Linked DNA regions of Homo sapiens: region 2 is linked to region 1. A link is an interaction called in ENCODE POLR2A ChIA-PET data of the cell type or tissue named here. Cell type or tissue: OCI-LY7. All regions are shown on one strand. Each heading gives the region's core, and the rest is flanking DNA. Links, peaks and the distances in the headings are about the cores only. Region 1 overlaps MDH1B (malate dehydrogenase 1B). Region 2 has its middle 45 kb from the start of CREB1.

What was found. ChIA-PET counts read pairs that join two places held together with the same protein. Peaks named below come from ENCODE experiments on the same cell type or tissue, not always from the same donor. Only the 100,000 strongest peaks of a DNase experiment are listed, where the experiment ranks them.
Region 2: POLR2A ChIA-PET joins it to region 1 with 5 read pairs; 2 of 35 experiments call an interaction of 5 or more read pairs at or near these places.

Annotation. Positions count from the first base shown.
Region 1 is chr2:206,743,204-206,746,124 of GRCh38, reverse strand. MDH1B (malate dehydrogenase 1B) reads left to right here. Exons shown (of 12, transcript NM_001039845.3): 9 at 452-503. Among named protein-coding and RNA genes, the nearest start is that of MDH1B, 21 kb to the left of the region's middle. In OCI-LY7, for the core only: no CTCF peak of the experiment used is centred there; no DNase peak of the experiment used is centred there.
Region 2 is chr2:207,483,321-207,486,241 of GRCh38, reverse strand. No RefSeq gene overlaps it. Among named protein-coding and RNA genes, the nearest start is that of CREB1, 45 kb to the left of the region's middle. RefSeq lists a silencer at 1,194-1,243 and an enhancer at 1,474-1,543. In OCI-LY7, for the core only: no CTCF peak of the experiment used is centred there; a DNase peak (open chromatin) is centred at 1,281.

The sequences.
Region 1 (2,921 bases), core at 124-2,623:
ACTCATTTAGTTATACAATTTCTGGTATGTTAAAAATATTTGTTCGTTATTTAAAAATGAAGAATCAAGGTGTTTTTCTATTAAAGAATAGTTAAGTTGCCGGGTGCAGTGGCTCATGCCTGTAATACTTTGGGAGGTCGAGGTGGGTGGATCACCTGAGGTCGGGAGTTTGCGACCAGCCTGACCAACATGGAGAAACCCTGTCTCTATTAAAAATAGAAAAATTAGCTGGGCATGGTGGCACATGCCTATAATCCCAGCTACTCGGGAGGCTGAGGCAGGAGAATCGCTTGAACCAAGAAGGGAGAGGTTGTGGTGAGCTGAGATTGCGCCACTGCACTCCAGCCTGGGCAACAAGAGTGAAACTCTGTCTCAAAAAAAAAAAAAAAAAAAAGAAGAATTAAGTTAGGAATTGTGGTCATTTAATTCTGTGATTATAAAATTTCAACAGGAGAAACTTGTTGCACTTGGAGACAAGATACATTTTCAGCCATACCAATCAGGTAAGCTCTTAGACGTGATGTTTTATTGGACTGCTATTAAAAGAGTATTAAAATATTTGTTATAACTGAATCACTGTTAATATGAATAACTCTCATTTATATTTTGTCATTTCTAAACTAATGACAAAATAAACTGTTAAGTTCAATGTGTCCTTTGAAATAAAACATCTCATAAGAATGTTAAAGAAAACACAACTTATGAACACTATGATCTTATAAATGTTGTAGGTAACATATTTATTAATTTCCTAGGACTACCATAACAAATTACCACAAAGTGGATGGCTTAAAAACAACAGAAATTTACTTGTTCACAGCTCAGGAGACTAGAAGACCTGATGTGAGGTATCAGCAGGGCCACACTCTCTCTGAAGGCTTGAGAAAGAATTCCTTCTTGCTTTTTCTAGCTTTGGGTTGCACTGCTTGCATTCCTGGCTTGTTGCTGCATCACTCCAACCTGTGCTTCCCTCTTCACATGTCCATCTTTCCTCTGTGTGTGTCTGTGTTTCTAAGTCTCTCTTTCTCTCTAAGGATACCAGTCATTGCATTCAAGACCTGCCCTAAACCAGTCTGAACCCATCTTAAATTGATTATATCCACCAAGACTCCATTTCCCATAAGATCACATTCATAGGTACCAGGCGTTAGGACTTCAACATATATATATATATTTTATTTATTTATTTATTTATTTATTTAGACAGAGTCTTGCTCTGTTGCCCAGACTGAAGTGCAGTGGTGCCATCTCGGCTCACCACAAGCCCCGCCTCCCAGGTACGAGCGATTCTCCTGTCTCAGCCTCCTGATTAGCTGGAACTACAGGTGCACACCACCATGCCTGGCTAATTTTTGTATTTTTAGTAGAGACGAGGTTTCACTATGTTGGCCGGGCTGGTCTCAAACTGCTGACCTCGTGATCCACCCACCTCAGCCTCCCAAAGTGATGAGATTACAGGCATGAGCCACCATGCCTGGCCAACTTCAGCATATCTTTTTGGAAACACAATTCAACTCACAACACCAGATTTATTTTTAGATAACTTTATTAAAAGCCAACAAATTTCAAGAAGCTTATTTTTCTTATTGGTATTTTCTCCACTCATAAGAAATAGGGGAGGGCTGACATCTTTTCTTTGCCTTAAAGATGATCTCATCTTAGGTATGGATATATACATGTAGAAATAAATCAATTTATTTATGCAAAGGGCTTTAGTCAAGTGTCTTTTGGAGCCCAATATTCCTTCCTTCTGCTAATGTGTGTGCAGTACCAACTATAAGCCAGTGCTAGGAGCTGGAAATACAGAGGTGAATGAGATAGACCTGATCTTGCCCTCTGGGAACCTGCAGTCCATCAAGAGGCTGGCCACACATTATATAGATGACTGCAACTGTGGTGCGTGGGAGGAGTAAATGTTGGCTGCTGTGCTGTCAGAGCTCATGCCTGCGGATAGAAGGGAAGAATCTGAAGCAGGAAAGTACATATCAACTTGTTTGGAAAAACTGTGGAAAAGCTCATGTGGCCAAAGCCAGAAGAGATGGAGCTGAGAGATACAGCCATGAGGAGTAGATGTGAGAGCTACAGAAGATTTCTAGATGGAGAGAACCTGGTCAGTTGTGGGATTAGTTTGAAAAACATCCTGGAATAAGGCAAGGCTGTTTGCAGAAAGACTGGTATTGAGGGGGAGTGCATACAGCCAAGACCAGAGGCAGTAGAAATTTGAGAGATATTTAGGATGTGGAAATATCAAGAATTGCTGATGAATCTGATTGGCTTTGGTGAATCCCAGGGTTCTTCTGGCTGAACAACTGGGCAGATTTACTATTGATAAGGGGAAAATGGTAAAAGAATGAGAGAGAGAGAGAAAATATGAGAATGTGGGAGGGGTGTGTGTGTGCATGCACGCCTGTGGATGGAAGAGGAAGAAGCATGGTGCCAGATTAGAAAAAGCATGAGTTTCATTTCTTACATTTTGATTCTGAAATACCTGTGTGATATCTAAAATGGAAATGTCACATGGAGAACTGCATACTTCCTGGAGCTCAGAAAGATCTGGACTACAGTTGCCAAATGGGGAGTTGTTGCCTCATAAATAGAAATGAAGCTATCAGTATGGTGGAGATTGTCTAGAGAGAAGGTAAGAGAAAAAAGCCTGGAGGAACTTAGCCTGTCATGGTTAAGTAGAACAGGAGCAACTGACAGAGGACCATGAGAAAGGGGTGGTCAGAGAGTCAGGATAAGTCCCTGGAATCTGATGATGTAAAAGACCTGAAGGCAGAGGGTGTTTCAAGAACAAGGACTGTTCTACACTGTCAGATGCTACTGGTGTGTCAGATAAAATGATACCTGAAAAATACCCAATGGATGTATGACAAAGGTCATTTGTGACTTTAATGAGAGCAATTTTGTGCAATGGAGAG
Region 2 (2,921 bases), core at 112-2,611, 740 kb before region 1:
GACCAGGCTAGCCTTGAACTCCTGGCCTCAAGTGATCCTCTCACCTCGGCCTCCCAAAGTACTGAGATTATAGGCATGAGCCACTGTGCCTGGCCAGTGTACCATTTATGTAAAGTTTGAAAACATGCAAAGCAAAAATACATGTTGTTAATGAGCACATACATATGTAGTGAAAGTATATAGTCATGCATGGAATGAGAAACACCACATTAAGGACAATGGTTACCCATGAAGAATGAGATAATGAAATCAGGGAGGGGTCTTGGAAGGCCTTAACTATATTTGTAATGTTTTATTTATCTACTTTAAAAATTTGAATTAGAAAAACCTAAAGTGCTGCTTAAGCTGGGCAAAAGAATAAGGCAAGAAAAAAAGTCCAATAAAAATGACACTGACAAAAAAAATTAAAACTCTCTGCATAAAGCCTTTGGACAATGACCCCCAACCCTTTGCTCATGTTGGCTATATGGACAGTGCCTGGTTATGAGGAACTGGGTTTCAATTGTTCATTGGTGATTGATTGCAGGGTGCTTACCATGGATTTTCCCACAGCAGCAGTTAAGCACATTGCCTAAGTGCCTAGACTAGGCCCATCTATCCAGCTCACAGAAACCCATTAACTTTACAACCTGCCTAACCAATGGTAAGAGATCAGCAGGGTTGAGAGGTAGTTGACTGGGAAATTTGTTCTGACTTAGAGAGCCAGGAAGTTCCTCTCTCTGGCAGACCTGGCCTTATCCTTCCTCTACCTTCCTTTCCAGCCACGTATTGGGATAGGAGATTCTCATATTCCTGAACCAATCGAGGTTGGCTGGGGTAGAAACCCTCTCCAATAGGATAGGTCTGGGGTAGGTGAATGGTAGTGGAATTCGGGATCAGGAGATACAGAGATACGGGAGGGGCCAAATCTGCCAGCACAAATCCCTGAGTTGGAATAACTTTTATTTTTTATTTTATTTATTTTTATTTTTTTTTTGAGACAGAGTCTTGCTCTGTCACCCAGGTGATCTCAGCTCACTGCAACGTTCGTCTCCAGGGTTCAAGCATTCCTGTGACTCAGCCTCCTGAGTAGCTAGGATTACAGGCGCATGCCACCATGCCCAGATAATTTTTGTATTTTTTGTAGAGATGGGGTTTCACTATGTTTCCCAGGCTGGTCTTGAACTCCTGACCTCAAGTGATCTGCCTGCCTCAGCCTCCAAAAGTGCTGGGATTATAGGTGTGAACCACCCCACCTGGCCAAGTTGAAATAACTCTTGATTCTCAATCTGCTTTGGAGTCATCCCTCACTGATTTTCTGCTAAGACTTCTTTTACTTCCTCATTTACTGCTACGTGGTTTCTAACCTGACTTACCTCTTCTGTTCCACTGTTGAAAAAGCCACTGTGCCACGGAGCCTCCTGGAGCCTGCCACACAGTAGACACTCAGTTACTGGTGACTCCGTAATTTCCTTCTAGGTGGGGCTGAGGGTTTGGTTGGAAAGAAAGATTTGAAGATGTGTTTATATACATTTTACACAAGATGGAAGCAACATTAGTTGTCCCTCCCTACCAATCTCAACAAGTGTTAGCTCTCCTCCCCCACTTCCATTCTTCTCAGCGTCTGAAGTGAGCACTCAGCTTGGGGATTTGGCAAAGAAGGCAAAGACTAAAAATAAAAAGCAAAAGGAGAGTTAAGAATTTCAAGCATTCTCTAAGAGCCTCCATTAACCGTTGGTTCTGATATTCATTGAAACATAGGTCCAGCTCATTAAAAGTACCTTTGAATTATATTATAAGTTTTTTTTAAAACAATAATAACATATTTAAAAAGACTGCTTATCATTGGGCATTCCTTTTCAGCTCTTGTTACAATGATATATTTCAATAGCTATAGATTATAGGCACATATGCTTTTTATCTTCTTATTCTCTATGCTCCTACCTAGTTGTCATGCTTGTTTTTTAATGCCTGGCTATATTCTGTCAGTGGCTATTAACGGAGTAGAGAACATATGTTCTGGAGTTCTAACTCAGGAAGAGCATCAAGACCTCAGAGGGTTGATTCAATAATTAAAGGTCACAATAGATGTAGCATATTTACAATAGTATGTAGACAGCATAAAGGCTGACTAAATGTTGGCTGTTATCTATAACCATATCAACTCAATTAACTTCATCTTTCTTCTTTACAATGTAAGAGTAACTTTTGGTGGGGAGCGTGCAGGGTGAGGGCAAGAGTAGGGTCTCTGGGATGAGGCACTTGGAGAGGTGCCAGGGTCATTTAGTAATGCTACAGCAGATATTTTTTAAGCACTGCGTGTTTTTTTTTTTTTTTTTTTTTTTTTTTTGCCAGTTTAGCACCAGACACTGAGCAAGCCTCCTGGTCCTTGAAGTTACAAAAAATGAATGACATTTTCTGATCTCAAGTTGCTCAGTGTGTAGTCAGGAAGATGTGAAATGAGGAAACCGCACGTGGGAAGAATGTTCATCCCAGGAGGTCAGGCAGGAGCTAGACCCACACTGGGCTGATGCCCACACTGAACTGAGTAGGGTTCCTCCTAGGAATTGGTCAACTTTTTAGGCAATGACACAAGAAAAAATGCCTAGAAGCCAGATCATGAAGCAGGTTGTATGAAGTCATAAGGAGGGCCCCTCCCCCTGCCCTCAATAGGTGATTCGAGAAGTTACAAAGCACAGAGGGACAGAAGAAATGAGCGATGAAGGTTGACTCTTTATTCTTCTCTCACATTTGTTTCCATCTCTACTACCCCTGCAGATTGGGGCCTCCATAGCACAAGGGTTATAGTTGGGGAAGAGGAGGAAAGAGGAGAGACAGGAGAAAGAAATTCTAGGTAGTGACAGTGGAGAGGAAAGGGGAGTTTTAGGAACCCACTGGCTGGTGCAGTCATTTGTATTTAAGAGATGTATGTAATTTAAGCT